2 separate regions of the Homo sapiens genome follow, and region 1 is linked to region 2. A link is a loop called in an ENCODE intact Hi-C map of the cell type or tissue named here. Cell type or tissue: endothelial cell of umbilical vein. All regions are shown on one strand. Each heading gives the region's core, and the rest is flanking DNA. Links, peaks and the distances in the headings are about the cores only.

What was found. Peaks named below come from ENCODE experiments on the same cell type or tissue, not always from the same donor. Only the 100,000 strongest peaks of a DNase experiment are listed, where the experiment ranks them.
Region 1: a loop joins it to region 2, with 2.1 times the contacts of the local background. A loop is called at or near these places in 3 of 110 quality-filtered maps.

The regions. Positions count from the first base shown.
Region 1 is chr7:19,914,343-19,922,688 of GRCh38, forward strand. It overlaps MACC1-OT1 (MACC1 3' UTR overlapping transcript 1), which reads right to left. Exons shown (of 6, transcript NR_110114.1): 6 at 4,639-4,918. Among named protein-coding and RNA genes, the nearest start is that of TMEM196, 140 kb to the left of the region's middle. In endothelial cell of umbilical vein, for the core only: no CTCF peak of the experiment used is centred there; DNase peaks (open chromatin) are centred at 1,889, 5,019 and 6,019; H3K27ac peaks cover 3,184 bases.
Region 2 is chr7:19,965,389-19,973,734 of GRCh38, forward strand. MACC1-OT1 (MACC1 3' UTR overlapping transcript 1) reads right to left here. Exons shown (of 6, transcript NR_110114.1): 4 at 2,749-3,007. Among named protein-coding and RNA genes, the nearest start is that of MACC1-OT1, 170 kb to the right of the region's middle. In endothelial cell of umbilical vein, for the core only: no CTCF peak of the experiment used is centred there; a DNase peak (open chromatin) is centred at 4,923; H3K27ac peaks cover 1,138 bases.

The DNA.
Region 1 (8,346 bases), core at 209-8,208, 51 kb before region 2:
ATAGGTTTAGCATAATTCTTAAGAGCCCTGGGATTTTTGAAATGGCAAATTAACATTGGTTTCAACTTAAATTCACCAGCTGCATTAGCCCTTAACAAGAGAGTCAGCCTATCCAGTAAATGCCAGGCATTTACTTCTCTTTAGCTATGAAAGTCCTAGATGGCATCGTCTTCCAATAGAAGGCTGTTTCATCTACATTGAAAATCTGTTGTTTAGTGTAGCCACCTTCATCAATTATCTTAGCTAGATCTTTTGGATAACTTGCTTCAGTTTCTCCATCAGCACTTGCTGCACCTTCCACATTTATGTTCTAGAGATGGCTTCCTTCTTTAATCCCCATAAATCAACCTGTGTAGCATCAATCTTTTCCTCTCAGCTCCCTCTTCTCTCTCAGCCTTCACAGAATTGAAGAGTTAGGGCCTTGTTCTGGATTAGACTTTGGCTTAAGGGAATGTTGTGGCTGGTTTGATCTTCTATCTATACCACTAAAACTTTCTCCATAACAGCAATAGGTTTGTTTTGCTTTCTTATTATTTGCATGTATTTACTGGAGTAGTACTTCTAATTCTCTTAAATAATTTTTTCTTTGCATTCACAACTTGGCTAACTGGTGCAAGAGGCTAAGTTTTTGACCTGTCTCAACTTTCAATGTTCTTTCCTCACTAAGCTTAATCATTTATAGCTTGTGATTAAAAGTAAGAGACATCTAACCATTTCTTTCACTTGAACAATTAAGGACCATGGCAGAGCTATTAATTGGCCTAATTTCAATATTCTTGTGTCTGAGGACATAGAAAGGCCTGAGGAGCAGGAGAGAAATGGGGGAGTGGCCATTTGGTAGAGCACTCGGAAAACACACATTCATTGATTTAGTTCATTGTCATGGTGCACTCAAACAATTACAAAAGTAACATCAAAGGTCACTGATCACAGATCACCATAATAGGTATAATAATAATAAAAATATTGTAAATAATATGAGAATTATCAAAATCTGACACAGAGACATGAAGTGAGCACATCCTGTTACAAAAAAAATGGCCCCAATAGACTTGCTTGATACAGAGTTTCCACAAACCTTCAATTGGTTAAAAACTGCAGTATCTGTGAAACACAATTAAGTTAAACAGTATAAAATGAGATATTCCTGTATTAAGTTACTAAGTGGAGGTGTTTTAAAAGATACGAGAGACAGAAGAAAAAATCTATGCCTTGTCTTCTTGTCCACAGGGATCTCAATTTAGCTGAAAACAGAGACATATATGCCTTTAAAAAATAAAAATTAAAAAAGCTCATCTTGCATGTTTTGTGCATTCTGTTTCTACCTGGAACACTCTCTCTATCCCCTTGCCTGACTCTTCCTAGCTGACTCCTTTCCTTTAAGATTCTAACTAAAGCCTGCATTTTCAAGGAGGACTTTCCTGTTCCCAGGAGACTTACCTTGGAATTTCCTTATCAATCATTTAGCAGCATTCTGCACTTTCCCTTTTATTATCACCCTTTACAGCAGTGAGTTGCTTTTTGTCTCCTTTTTTGTCTACTTCTGAATTGAGAAGAAGCCCAATAAATTGAGAAGAAGTGTCAAATCAATAAAAACCTTTGAAGAGTAATTTTAAAAGTTAAAAACTAAATGCCATTGACAGTTTAAGAAGGAAAATGGGGACTTTAGGCAGCAGAAAAAAAATTCATATAGAAAGTTAGGGTCTGATATTTTTATTGGTAATAAAAATGAAGATGAAAGGTGGAATTATGCATGGTGATAAAAACTGATTGAAAGTGTGGATTCACACTTAAGGAAAAGTAAAAATTGCCATTCATTTCTGGCCTGTGAGTCACATCTAGAATCAGCCTTGACCTGGTTGACACATTACATTCTGCACATACCTAACAGCTCTAATTAATGTGTGTGCAGATCATCAAATGAGTTGGCATTAGTAGAAAAGAACAAAACAGTTTTTTTTTTTAATGTGGAGGATAATGGTTGAGCCAGCTTTCTGTTTTATTACTGCCAAATGGCTTGATCATGGAAGCAGTGCGCATAAAAATGTCAAAGGATTATGGAAAAAGCTATTCCTTCAGTTTTTAAATGGACATAAGATACTTATGGACTTGATAACAGGAGCTATTTTTTGTTGAATTTTCAACCAATTTTATAAAGCTTTCCTCTTAAGGAAAGTTATTGGTCTCAGAACTTTTAAAATTGAAAGAAATCATCCCAGGTTGCTGAATATGACTTTCTTTTTTTAGTTTCCTCATTCAGTAGAACATATTCTTTCCCTGATATATTGTTTCAATAGAAATTTGTATTGTTTTCATTTATCAGGGAAGTATGAAAGAACTGATTATGCTGAACAGATGGCAATGCCCATTACAGAATAAGGGCCAGAACAATTTCATGCAAGTTCATATCTTTGCAATGACATTACCAGTGATTACTAAAATATAATTTTAAATTTATCCAATCATTCTGTAAGATGTACAAAATTTCTCACTTATATTTTAAATTGCTAATTATTTTGCACATTTTTATTGTCTGTTATTAGACAGAAAATCCAGAAGGATGATTGTTTTCTAATATAAGTGCAATATTGCTTAGTTATTTGAATCTTAAAATGAGTGAACATGAGACTGTTGTAAGTCTCAACAAAGACAAATAAATAAAAGGGTAATTTATTCATTTATTTATGAATAAATTGGATTTTTTAGTGATGATCTTCATCTAATAAACATAGATCCTCAAATTCATATCAATCATTGCTCATTGTTAACATGTAATTGGGGGATTCATAATTATTTTTCTAAGGTCTAGGTAAAAAGATTGTAGGGTCTGTTAATAATTTATTTCATCACGGGTTCTGCATGGTATTCTTTTCCTAAGCCAAGACTGAAGAAGATGGAAGAAACAGCTGCAGTTTTAATACTGTATTTCTACTACTTTCAAAAGGTAACAAAGGCCTATTTGTTAGATAAAAGCTGAGATGTTGGCACTTCCAGTCATACTATCAGTCAATGTGCCTATTTAACAACTTTCTCCATGGCCAGATAGTTTGTTAAAATGAAACTATGATTAATCTGTTTCTCTTTTTTATTAATAGGTAAACATCTTAGAAGAGTACACTTCATTCTTTAGTCCAGCACCACATAGCTTTGGTCCCTTCCATGGTTCCAAATTAGTCTTTTTTTTTTTTTTTTTTGAGAAGGAGTCTTGCTCTGTCACCCAGGCTGGAGTGCAGAGGCACGATCTCAGCTCACTGCATCCTTCGCCTCCTGGGTTCATGCGATTCTCCTGCCTCAGCCTCCTGAGTAGCTGGGATTACAGGCGTGTGCCACCATGCCTGGCTAATTTTTGTATTTTTAGTAGAGATGGCATTTCACAATGTTGGGCAGGCTGTTCTCAAACTCCCAATCTCAGGTGATCTGCCTGCCTTGGCCTCCTAAAGTGCTGGGATTACGGGCATGAGCCACCACGCCCTGCCCCAAATTAGTTTTTACTGTGATCATTAATGACCAAAAATCCAAAGGTAATTTCCCATCCAGTGGCGTAAAACTTTATCTCATGTACTTCTGTGACTTGAATTATCAATTATAGTCTAACAGCTCGCTCCCAGATCTATAACTCCAGACCAGATATTCCACCTGAGGTTCTGATTCATATGTCCAAATGCCTATCGGGCAACTCAATTTGGATCCCTATAGAAAATGTAAGCCCCACAAGTCCAAAACCACTTAGTTCCTTTATCTGTAAAATTGGATGGTAAAAGTTCCTAATTCATAGAGACAGTAGTGAGAATTAAATAACAATCCCTACCATATATAAAGCAGTCAGTAATATTAGTTATTATTATTATTATTGTTATCAGTGTCCATATTATTATTCCTAGTTGATGACTTGATTCCAATTCATACCTCGTCCCTTGGACATCTCATTTTCTCAGTGGGTTCTCTTCAGTCTCCTTGCTCTTAATCCTCCAGGCTAAGCAGTGTCTTAAATGTGAAGTCTTTAAATCATATTCTAAGCCAGTATGATATAATCAATATTAAAACAGCATCTCTGACAAGGCAGTCACTTCAAAATTGCTAACAGTTTTATGGATTATCCTGAGAAGAATGACTTATACAATTAGTTTATGACTCAACACTCAAAAAGATGCAATATCTATACAAACTTGTCAGTCTCTTCTCTTTGAAAAATTAGCCACATCATATTCTATTTAAAAGTTTAGCATCCTGTAAGTCTCTGGGTAACTTTACATTTTATATTTCTTTAATCTGTTCTCATTTTTTTGTTTATTATTTGTCTAAAATGTTAATTTCATTACATGTTGGATAACCAGGTTAACTATGATGGGAAAGTAGATCAAAAGTATTTTGGGGGTAATGAAGAATGAACAGGTAATTTTAGGTTTGTGTTACCAGAAAAGGAGAAATGATAGAAAAGTGGATATAACAACAAAAGTCATTCATTTTCAGGAGGTCTGGTAACCCAGAATCCTTGTTTACAAAATATCTGTTTTGACTGTGAGGTACAGAATTATCACATTTATACATCATCTGTGTCCCTTAAAAATATAAACTATATTCATAACTAAATTTTAAAAGTATTCCCTGTTTTAAAACAAGTAAATAAATAGACCAATGGACGGTTCATATCTTTATTTTGTTACTTGATTCCCAGTCTTACAATAGCTCTTCTCAGATTATTCTCAACTTTACAAGATAATTTGGAGTTACTGCTTTTCAAAATCCTTTGGTAATTGCTTGTGCCTAAATCATGCCACCTTATTCCATGGGATCCATTAATATTTGGGTAACTAGACAAGGGTATTTAGCAATCCAGGGATGCAGATGCTGTGAAATGGGTTTTCACAGATACGGAGCTGCAGCTTAACGTTATCTTCAGAGAGACAGAAAGCGGAGTCTAGAGAGAAAGCATAGTAATTTAAAACAACTGACATCCCATAGCCCTCCTTAGAAAAGTCATATCCGTTTGGACACATGCCAGAATTCCCTCTGAATTGCTTTTCATAAAGCCCTCAGATTCCTAGTTCTTAATAAGCTCTGTTCACTAGTTATCATAGATATATAATTTTTCCATAACCCTGCTGTCTTTCCTGCAGATTACTCGAGCATATGCTGATTTTGGCTCTGTTACAAACAAAATAAAATCCTTTATTCCTTGAGCTCAAACCCTCCAATATATAATTATTCTTTTAGAACAGTATGTTCACTTTATGTACTTGTCTAGTTACAAAGTTACTTAGTTTCCTAAGCCATTCGCAAAATTTCTGGCTCTATAGCCATAATAAATTGTGAAACAATACTAGAGGGGCAAAAATATTTATAGGAATAATCTTTCAAAAGAAAAAATCTTGAGTGTGATGGTTCTTTGTACATTCTCTTAAGTAAATCATCAGAGCCCGCTTATTTTTCTTTTATTCTTGTTGAAATTCAGGCATGGAGATAACACTGAAATTCTGGCCAAATCAGCTGTTGCTGAAATTTATAGAACAGATTTGGAGTTACCAATTTAAACTTCATAGTTGGCTGAGAATCCAGCTGTGTTGGCTCAGTCAGAGAATGCAATGGAAGGTTGGACTGAAATCATCTGATACCATCCACGAAGGGGGTCTAGAGACTGGGAGGGAGGAGGGAATACGCAAATTAAAACAAAACAAAACAACAAGCCTCAAGAGAGAATAGTTCCTTTGCTGATAGTAATGGTAATTTTTTCACATTAGAAAGTCTCATCATTGACATGAAAGGAAGGGAATTTTAGCTTTAACTGTAGAAATAACTAATTTGGTCTTCTATTTATGTGGTTTGGGGAAAGTAACAGAGTACCCTAACCCCCATATCCCAGAGCTGAGGGAAGCTGGCTGCTTTACACAGCGAGCCAAATGGCCAATTACATGAGTGTGAAAAGGCACCACGCCAAATGCAAACACATTTTCTGTGGTGGCTATTTTTAACTCTGTGCTATATCTTTTGACCTATTTCTACTTGATCCATTATCTTAAATATTCACATTCTTAAGGATGATACATCTGAATACTACGCAAATATTTTCTTCGTTTCCAAGTTGGATAAAAGAAGACAAGATTCTGACCCTGAAATAAAGGCTAAGCCTCTTGGCAAGCTCAGACGTGGTTTGTCAAGTTCACGTTTCCTGCCTTGCTAGCAGTGCCTGTTCAGTTTCTTGACTAGAGAAGTCTGGTCCTACTTCACATGTGCCGAGGTTCTAGGTGGCACTTCTTAACCACCATTCACAGTGAAATAGACCTTTAAAGGGAAATCGTCTTCTCCTCTTTCTTTACAAAATCATAAATGGGTTCTAGGAATGCCTGATCCTCTGGTTCCTGCAATCCCCAAATTCCTAAAAGAATCTCGATTCTTAGTGTGTACACACATACATGCACACAGAAGTTCACACACAGTGCACAGGGGTATGGTGCAGCTGATTTAAAGGTTATGGGTAGAGAAGTGGTTACTCCCTCAAGAGGGAAATTACTGTGCCTGGCTAGAAAGCCGAGGCGTAATCACATGCTGGGTTCCGCCCCCTGGTGCTTCTACTGAGTATCCCTCATTTTCTATCCTAAGACCAGAAGAGGAAATGGTAAGGGGCCGAGGGAGTCAACAGGACAGGAGAGAGGGTTTGCAGACCTTTAAAATCCAGCGCTACAACACTTCTTTGGGTAGCTATCCAGCGACCCAAAATATTTTTCCCCAAGGTAGTGCATAAGCCTCATTTGACTTTGGTACTTGGGTTGAACTTTGAGTTGAGTTGAACTTTGCTGCCATGTTCACTATAAAATGTATACTAATGGGGTAGTTATGTTTGAGAGTTACCAGCCTTTACCTGTCTGTAACTTGCTACAGGCTTCCATGGAGTAAGAAACATTCCTACTGTTACGGTCATTTATTAAATATATTTGCAGAAAAAGGTTTTTACCTTTTCAAAGCACTTTAACATTTGTTATCTTATTTAAACTTTGCAAACCTTTGAAGCAGTTGGGGTAGGAATGAGAATTTCCACTTTGAAAGTAAGTAAATTGAAAGAAAGTCGACCCTGAGGATAGGCCCCACAATCTAAGGCACTGGCTAAATATTCAGGGAAAGGTGTTCACACTGGGGTAGAGACATCAGCAGGCAAGCTTAAAATTGAGTAGAAGAGAATGCCAAACGAAACCAATTAAAGATGTTTTTTGGGTCCAAGTGAATTGCATGATGTTGAGAAGAGTGGAAACTTAAAAGGTCAAAATCAAGGTAAATAAAGGAAGAAAGTAGAGTGTGATACACTACACTGTCTTCTGTTTCCTTGGCTTTCAACCTGGGGTGATTTTTACCGCCAGCAGACCCTTGGCAATATCTGGAGATTTTTCTGGTTATCAAAACTTGGTGGGGTGGGGAGTACTGTTGGCATCTATCAGTTAGAAGCCAAGAATGCTGCTAAACCTTCTACAATGTGTAGGACAGCCCTGCTACAAGAAAGAATTATCTAGCCCAAATTGTCAATAGTACTGAGATTGAGAACCCTGATCTATAATATTTAGAGTAGTTATCTGGTGAATGGTAAGTCACCTTGATTTAAAGCGAGAAACCTAGAATGTCTGACATAAATTCTACCACTCTTGGATACCCTCTGATTTGTTTCCTTAGGAGGTAGATCAGGCTGTAATAGGTTGGATGGAGTGAAAGGGTTAAAGAGAACCACATACCATTTGTCTGCTCTGTGTTCACTCTGTATGAAAATAAGCTATCTAGATATGGCTTTCTCTTTATTTTACATGCTAAAGAATACTGTTTTATAAAAAATTTATGTATTTTTATTAAAATATAGAGTGGAGTTATTTGAGATATACTTGTTGGCCCCTTTATTTGGAAGGGTTATATTTTTAAAATTATATTGTGTCAAATTGCAAAAACGAACTACTTTTGTAGAGGGGATGCTAAATAAATATTCACTTCTGTATTTCCTTTTTCATTTGCTCACTAAAAGCATGTACATCCAGAGATTCAAGTGAGCACTGGCTGTAGAGAAAGCAAGCAAAGTATAATTAAGTGGGAATCTATGGCTTTACTGACTGCCTCTACTGAAAGCAATTGTGTCCGGCTTTTTTTTTTTTTTTTTTTTTTTTTTTTGCCTAATACTCATTTGCAAGGTAGCTTTCTGCCAACAGCATCTTTCCAATGCTGGAAAATTGGACTTCTGCTTTGAGCACATTTAAAAAGAGACGTTTTGTATTTTCTTTTTGTTTTATTTAGATGTGCTAAACATACATAACTGCAAAAAATGGGACAATGAAATTAGGAAACATAGGTTTACTTATTACTTACTAGAAAACGCCC
Region 2 (8,346 bases), core at 129-8,128:
GATCACCTAAGGAAACTATAAAGGGATTGTATAATATGCACTAAATTGGTTTGGGCATGGTGGCTCACACCTATAATCTCAGCACTTTGGGAGGCCGAGGTGGGTGGATCACCTGAGGCCAGGAGTTCAAGACCAGCCTGGCCAACATGGCAAAATCCCATCTCTACTAAAAATACAAAAACAGCCAGACGTGGTGGCATGCGCCTGTAATCTTAGCTACTTGGGAGGCTGAGGCAGGAGAATTGCTTGAACCTGGGAGGTGGAGGTTGCAGTGAGCTGAGATTGGGCCACTGCATTCCAGCCTGGGCAACAGAGTGAGACTCTGTCTGAAAAAAATTAATAAATAATATGCACTAAACTAAATTTGGTGATAGAAATCAGATCAGCAGTCACTCCTGGAAGGGGGATACTGAGTGGAAAGGAGCATGAGGAAGTTTTCTTGGGTGATGAAGATACTTTATGTCTTAATATATATTCACAAAAACTGATCAAATAAATAAGATCTTAATCTTTCGTTGTATTTAAACTATATCTCAGTTTTTAAAAATGCTGGTTCTTGTGTCCTATTACCTAAGCATCTGCATTTATGGCAACAGACTATTTTGAAGAATAACTTTAGATTTACAGAAAAGTTCCAAAGATAATACAGAGTTCCTATATACACTGGACCCAGTCTCCCCCAGTGTCAACTTTTACATTACTATTGCACATTTGTCATAACTAATGAACCAGTATTGATACACTGTTATTAAGCAAACTCTGTACTTTATTCTAAATTATTTAGTTATTTTTTTCTCATTGTCCTTTTTCTCTTAGGACCCCACCCAGAATACCATGCACTTAGTCATTATGCTTTCTTTAGCATCTCTCTACTATGACAATTTATTGGACCTCGTTGTTGTTTTTCATGACCTTGACAGTTTTGAGAAGCACTGGTCAGATATTTCATAAAATATCCCTCAGTCAAGGTTTGTTTGATGTTTTTCTCATGATTAGAGTGGGGCTATGGATTTTTGGGAGAAAGACCACTGAAGTGAAGTGTCATTCTTATCACACTAAAGCAGTGTTACATATGATCAACACAACATCACTTATAGTGTTCACCTGGATCACCTAAGAAGCATTTGCATTTTAAAACCAGTTCCTTGGATATTTCCTGTATTTACTAACTTTCAAAGTGCCATATTAAATTTTAACATTTCACAGAGCATTAAACAACTCCGTGTTTTAAGCTATAACACAACTCTCTGCTCAAAGCCATCTATTACTCCTCAGAAGAAATGTCCGCCATATCTCTTTAATATGTCTTGTACCTCTGTGTCAGGAGATAGGATGAGTGCCCTGCTTTTGACATGGGATGATCTATCCCTTTTCCCTAAAACTCTCAGTTCCTTTGAAGGTCACGCTACCCAATATGTTTATTGCCCAGTAACTCTCCTTTACTCAGTCATCCACAAGCCTTTGATTGCGCCTGACAATTCCTTAGAGATTTTAGTTCCCAACTGTTTCTTTTCCATAAATACGTATCTCATATTTTTCAGTGACATCAATATCCACATATGTGTTTCTTTCAATACATGTCCTCTCCATTTCTTGCCCCCATCTTTGGTGATCTTACCTCTGTTCCACCTCAACCATGGTCATGGCTAAACTTCATTAGTAACAATTTTATCCAATCCAAAATTTCCAGTTTTTATCACCCCATCAAACACATCTGTTCTCTATGACATACTATTCTTCTATCCTCTTTTGAGTACTCTGATTCCTAAAACTCTTTTCCTGTTTGTAAAAATAAAAAAAAAACAGAACAACAACAACAGAAATAACAACAAAAACCACACCACTTCTAGTCAGTCGTTTCTGCTAGCAATTTATCACCATGAGTCTCACTGAAGCCCTCACTCTCTTCCTTACTTTCCTTAGCTTCTATGGCCTAATATTAAAATATTCCTTCTATCATTGCCACATGGCCAACCTTAATCCTGTTTAGAACTAACTCTTTTCCTATCTTGCTCCTGAAATATAGCAGCTAATCACAAATGGTGGCAAAAGGCATAACATGTTTGCTGTGATCACATTAATTTCATAACCACACTCATTAAGGGGGCCTTAGTGTGGCTCCGTCATCCCTCTTCATTTTCACTTATCCAGTCCCATGGGAAATTATTTTATTTTATGTTTCCATTGCCTTTGATTGAGGAAGTAGAAGTAACTAGAGGAAGATTCTTGCATGCTTCCACCACTGTATAGAGCAACATCATTATCCATATACCTTACCTGAATATCAAGGCAAACCCACCTATTTAAGTACTAAATCCATCCACTTCAGTGTACTCAAGGCCAATGCTCTTGCTATGGCTTACTTTGTCTCTTGCATCATCATTTTTTTCACTAGTGGTCTGTTTCTATTAGTATATAAACACAAACTATCTTGAAGAAATCTTCCCTTGATTCTATATCCCTTCACATAGTCTCTGTCCCACTTTTCTCCTCTACAGAGAAGAGTTTTTGCAGTCACAGTTTTTCTTTCTCCTCTTCCCATTCCCTCTTGGACCCACTCTGTTCAGGCTTGTGTTCTTGCTGTGCCATGGGGGCTGCTCTTCGCAAGGGCACAAAAATCCTCTGTATTATATTGTCTAGTGGTCATTTATTAGACTTCCAATTTAACCAAATAGTGTCATTTACACACACGTTATTCACACGTTATTACTTGAAACAACTTCTTTACTTCACCTTCATAATACCAACCTTGTTTTTCTACACACCTCACTGGCTGCTCCTTCTCAGCCTCCTTTGATAATTCCTCTGCACCTCCCAGATCTTTAAACACGGGTATGTTTCAGGACTCAGTTCTCTCACACAGGTGATCTCTTTGTATTCTGCAGCTTTAAATGTGACCACTAACTTTAAAATTCCTAAATTTATATTTCCAGTGTGAATTTCTCTCTGGAACTGGAAATGCATATCTTCATTTCTTGATATCTCTATTTAGATATCCAATATGCATCTGTAAATGAAAAATTGCACCAGATAAGTTAAATGGGAAATGAAGACTTTATTCAAGACTATTGCAATAAAGGAAAAAGATTGAACTCAACTCTGATAAAACAAAAGGTGAGAGAGTTTCAATCACAGAAGTGAGCTAATGGAAGAACAGTGGAAAACTGACATCAGGGGAAAGGTTGATCCAGGTGATTAGTACATCATTTTTTGCAATTGGTGCTTATTGAAGTTAGACTCCTCCCCTCCCACAGAGACTAAGAAATACAGGTGCTTGCTTGCTTTCTTCTTTTAAAGTTTTATTTTGGTTTCAACTGACATGTAATAATTGCGTGTGTGTGTTTGTATATACATATATATGTGTATGTGTATGTGTATACATATATGCCTATAGTCATATACATACTTATGGTACATTTAAGAAACTGTAATGTTTCAATACATGTATACATTGTGTAATCATCAAATCAAGGTAATTAGCATATCCATCACCTCTAACACTTGTCATATCTTTGTGGTGAGAAAATTCAAAATCCTTTTTTCTAGCTATTTTGAAGTATATAATACATTATTCTTTACTGTAGTCCCTTACTTTGCAATAGGACACCAGAAATTATTTCTCCTATCTAACTGGAATTTTGTACCCATTGACCAACCTCTCCCCATCTCCCCCACCTCTGGTGACCACTATTCTACTCTCTACTTCTGTGTGATCAACTTCTTTATATTCCACATATAAGTGAGATAATGTGGTATTTGTCCTTTTGTACTTGCTTTATTTCACATAATATAAAAAGACAACAAATGCTAGTGAGGATATGGGGAAAGAGAACTTTTATATACACTGTTAATGGGAATGTAAATTAGTATAGCCGTTATGAACAACAGTGTGTAAGTTCCTCAAAATACTAAAAATAGAACTACCATATGATACAATAATCCAACTACTGGGTTTACATCGAAAGGAAATAAAATCAGTATGTCAAAGAGATGTCTGTGCTCCCATGTTTACTGCAGCGCTATTCAAAATAGCCAAGATAGGGAATCAACCTAAATGTCAATCAATGAATGAATGGATTATTAAAAAATGTGGTATGTATGTAAACAATGTAATACTACTCAGCCATAATAATAAACAAAATTCTGACATTTGGAATAACATGGATAAACCTAGAAGTGCCATTTTTCTTAGTGATTACATGTCAAAGGGATTGCTTCTAGCAGCTTGGGAGGAATATTTCTGGGATGTGGAAGATTTGGATCTCAAGAGGGCAGAAACAGTTTTCTCTTGCAAGTTATCTAAAATTAGTGCTCTTTAAAAAGAAACGCTATGAGCCTATAGTCAGGAAGAAACGTGTCCAAAATTTAGTCAACTTGAGGGGAATTTTAAGGCCATCCTGGTCATATCTCAAACTTCAAATGACCAAAAATGAATTATTGATTTTCTTCTACCCTCAAACTTGTCCATTCCCCAGTATTTGTCAACTCAGTTGCAATTGTATTCTTCCAGTTATTTGGGTCAAAAACCTTAGGGTCAACATTGATGCTTTCTACTTTCCCTCTGTCTCCCCCCAACACCACCCCCCCCCCCCCCCGACATCCAATTCCTCTGTAATCTTTATCTAGCTTCCAGCCTTCATCAGGCTTTTCACTCCACCCTAGCCCAGGGCAGCAAAATTGTCCAATGGATTATTAAGTTACTTTCCTAACTATTCTTTCTAGTTTCACTCTTTCTCGTCCTGCAGTCTACTATTTAGACTGCCAAGTTTCTATTCCACTCAAATCCAAAGCTGTTATCTTGGCTTAAAAAGCTCAATATCTTCTTCCTCCTGTTTTCTCCTTACTTTAATCTCGAACTTTGCCCCCACATTCTAGACTCTGTGCATATTTGCCTTTCTGAGTCACATGTGCCTCCTTATTGTCCCTCATACATTCCAATCATGTCTTTGCCTCCAGGATTTATGACTTGCTTTCTTCATTGTTTGAAACACTCCTCATACAGATATCAACATGTCTTTCTTTCTTCTTTCTTCTGTCAGGTCTCGGCTCCCATGTCAAATGTTATCACCTATTTTAGTCTTTCCCTAAGCTCATGTAATATTACAATATTACAACCCTGTTTTTTTCTCCTTAGTTCTTATCACCACTTGATGTATTATTGTGTTTGCTTAACTATTTATTTTGTCTCTCCAATTAGAATGTATGTTCTTTGAGAGCCAGGACTTCTTATATGTTGTTTACTAGAGAAAGTCTGCCAGGAACAGAGTAAGCAATAAGTATTTGTAAAATAAATGAATAAATTTTCTGCCTTAGATTGATGGTTACAAATGGCTACTGACTCCCATTAAAGCACTTCACAATCTTCAGTGAATCAGTGCTATACCCTTTTTTATTCTTTCAGCCCCAGTCTTTGTTACCTTCAGTGATTTAATCATCAACATATTTGATTATCTTGGCTGCACAGATAATCATCCTCAATGTCTGAACTATTGAATGAAAAAGCTATACTTGAAACTAACCTCTTAGCTCTGCAATGCATTTCTCTGCATATAAACACCTGGATTCTCATTTCTCCCCATCCTTTTGACCAACTACAGCTATCTCTGTCTTGATTATGATCTCTAAGTTACTTGACCTCACCCTGGTCTTGCTTCCTCTTCTCTCTCATTCAACCCCTTCTCTCCCAGGATGAGTTCTATAGTCAGTCAATTTGGTAATGTGCTCATTACTGCTCCTAATTCATTCATATTTTAGCAAACACTTAGCGTGGTGAGGCTTCTGATCCTCAGCACTGGTAAAAATCTAACATTTATTGTATCTGTTCTAATTCCTTGGTTTCATGTGGTATCTTTCATCCTACTCAGTAATCTTTTTGTTCACACACAGATTTTTTTTTTTTTTTTTTTGGTCCATGTTTCTATGGTCTGTAGATTCCATTGTATATGGCTTAAAATCATGCCTATGTCCCTCTAAACATAAATCTAATTTCCTTTTTCTATTACAATCAGTAGACAGCTTTATATTTTATTTTATTTTAGTCATTTGATATGAGATTCTCAAAATTGCTCCTTAGCACTAAAATATATCCCTTTTTAAAATACAGTTCATCTCTTTCCTTAACTCCAATATTCAACAAAATATATTATTTTTTTTGTTACCCTAAACCTCCAAATTCTATACTTGCTAACATTCTATCCCATCTTATTTGGGATCTTCTTCCCATATACACATAGGTTATTTTTCTCCAAAAGATTTAATCAATCCTGTCTCTCTGTTTATAATTATTTATTATTTTAATCATTTTATGGTAGTCATTTTTGTTATTTGTCTACTTTGATTAGTTGGGAATTTTTAAGAAAAAAGATAAGGTCTAACTATTTCTAATATTTTCCACATTACAAAGCTATCACTCTATAAATACTGAATGAATAAATGAATGTTATTAAGGCTTTGAAAAGAGCATGGGAAGATATAGAATATTGTATAGATTATTAGATGCCTTTCTCTATTCACCCCAGAATTGCCATAAACTAATAGCTAATTATTCCAAATTTGTGATAGTGGTAGTGTTGGTGGCAGCAAGGCATTATTTACTTAAAATATTTGATATTTTATGGCAACGTTCTTAAAGCTTTCCAAAATCTAAAGCTGAGTCCTGACTAGTCTTAGAGCTTCTTTGGCCTCATTTCAGAGTCTAGTTGAATGATTAATGAAATCCTTACTCTCCATTTCCCTTTTGAAAGTTCTGTTGAATCTCCACTGAATCCAACCTCATTCATCAGGCATGTTGTCTGGAAGAGTCTCAGAGAATCCCTTCTGGGAGTTTTAGAGTCTTCCATTTGACCTTGGAGAGAGATTGATCTTGAAATTGTACTAAGCAACCAAATTTTCCATTTGTTATACTTTCTCCGTGACCACAAAAAGCAAAGGAGTCTATAAATACATTATATTAAGAAAAAATAATATTTGTATTGATTCGCTGGAGTTGCATTTTTAAATTAAAACAAAGGCCTAAATTTTATAATTCTTTCTAGTGTATTTAATTTTGAGAGCTATTAGACGGCTCTCTGTTATTGTCAAAACATATTATGGCCCTTTTCTAATTTTTCTATTCTCATGAGTTTCAGTTCTTGTAGCAAAGATGACAAAAACATTTCATTATTTTTATTTTAGAAAACTTTTTCAAATAGTTTTTACTCAGATTCTTGTTGAGCTGTCTACACAACTTCCTCCGCAAGAAGAAATTTTAAAATCCTCCTTTGAACTATTCTTTAATATAACTGAAGGAGTACATTAAAATTTTTACAAACAAAAGAAACCTATATCCATGACTCTTGTCAGAAATAGGTAGTGTTTAAGGGGAAAGAGAAGTATAATGGAGTTTGAGGAGCTCTGCTTAATTTCTTATTTTGTCACCGAGACTCCACGGAATTTTTTAAAAAATAATAATGGTCCTGTTACAGTCATTCTCCTTCACCTGCTCACTATTTCCACTTAAATGGATTTATGTTGAACCTCCCATACCACACCAGAGTGGTATACTTTTTACAACTGATGAAACTACATTGACACATCATTATCCATTAACATCCATAGTTTATTTCAGGGTTCACTTTGGGTAGTATGCATTCTATGGATTTTGACAAATGAATAATGACATGTAGCCACTATTGTAGCATCATACAAAATAGTTTCACTTCCCTAAAAATTTTCTGTGCTTCAACTCTTCTTCCCTCCTGCCTCCTTAACTCTTGGAAACCACTTTTTACTATATCCATAGTTTTGTTTTTTCCAGAATGCCATATTTTGAAATCGTATGGTATATAGCCTTTTCAGATTGGCTTCTTTTACTAAGTAATGTGCATTTAAGCTACCTCTTTGTCTTTTCATGGCTTGAGAGCTAATTTCTTTTCTTTTCTTTCCTTTTTTTTTTTTTCTTTTTTTTTTTGAGACAGAGTTTTGCTCTATCGTCCAGGCTGGAGTGCAGTGGCGCAATCTCCGCGCACTGCAACCTCCACCTCCTGGGTTCAAGTGATTCTCCTGCCTCAGCCTCCCGAGTAGTTGGGACTACAGGTGTATGCCACCACACCCGGCTAATTTTTTGTATTTTTGGTTGGAGGGGTTTCACTGTGTTAGCCAGGCTGATCTCGATCTCCTGAGCTCGTGATCCGCCTGCCTCAGCCTCCCACAGTGCTGAGATTACAGGTGTGAGCCAGCACGCCCAGCCTGATAGCTCATTTCTTTTTAGTGAATAACATTCCATTGTCTGTATGTATTACATTTATTTATCCATTTACCTACCGCAGGACATCTTTGTTGCTTCCAAATTTGGGTAATTATGAAGAA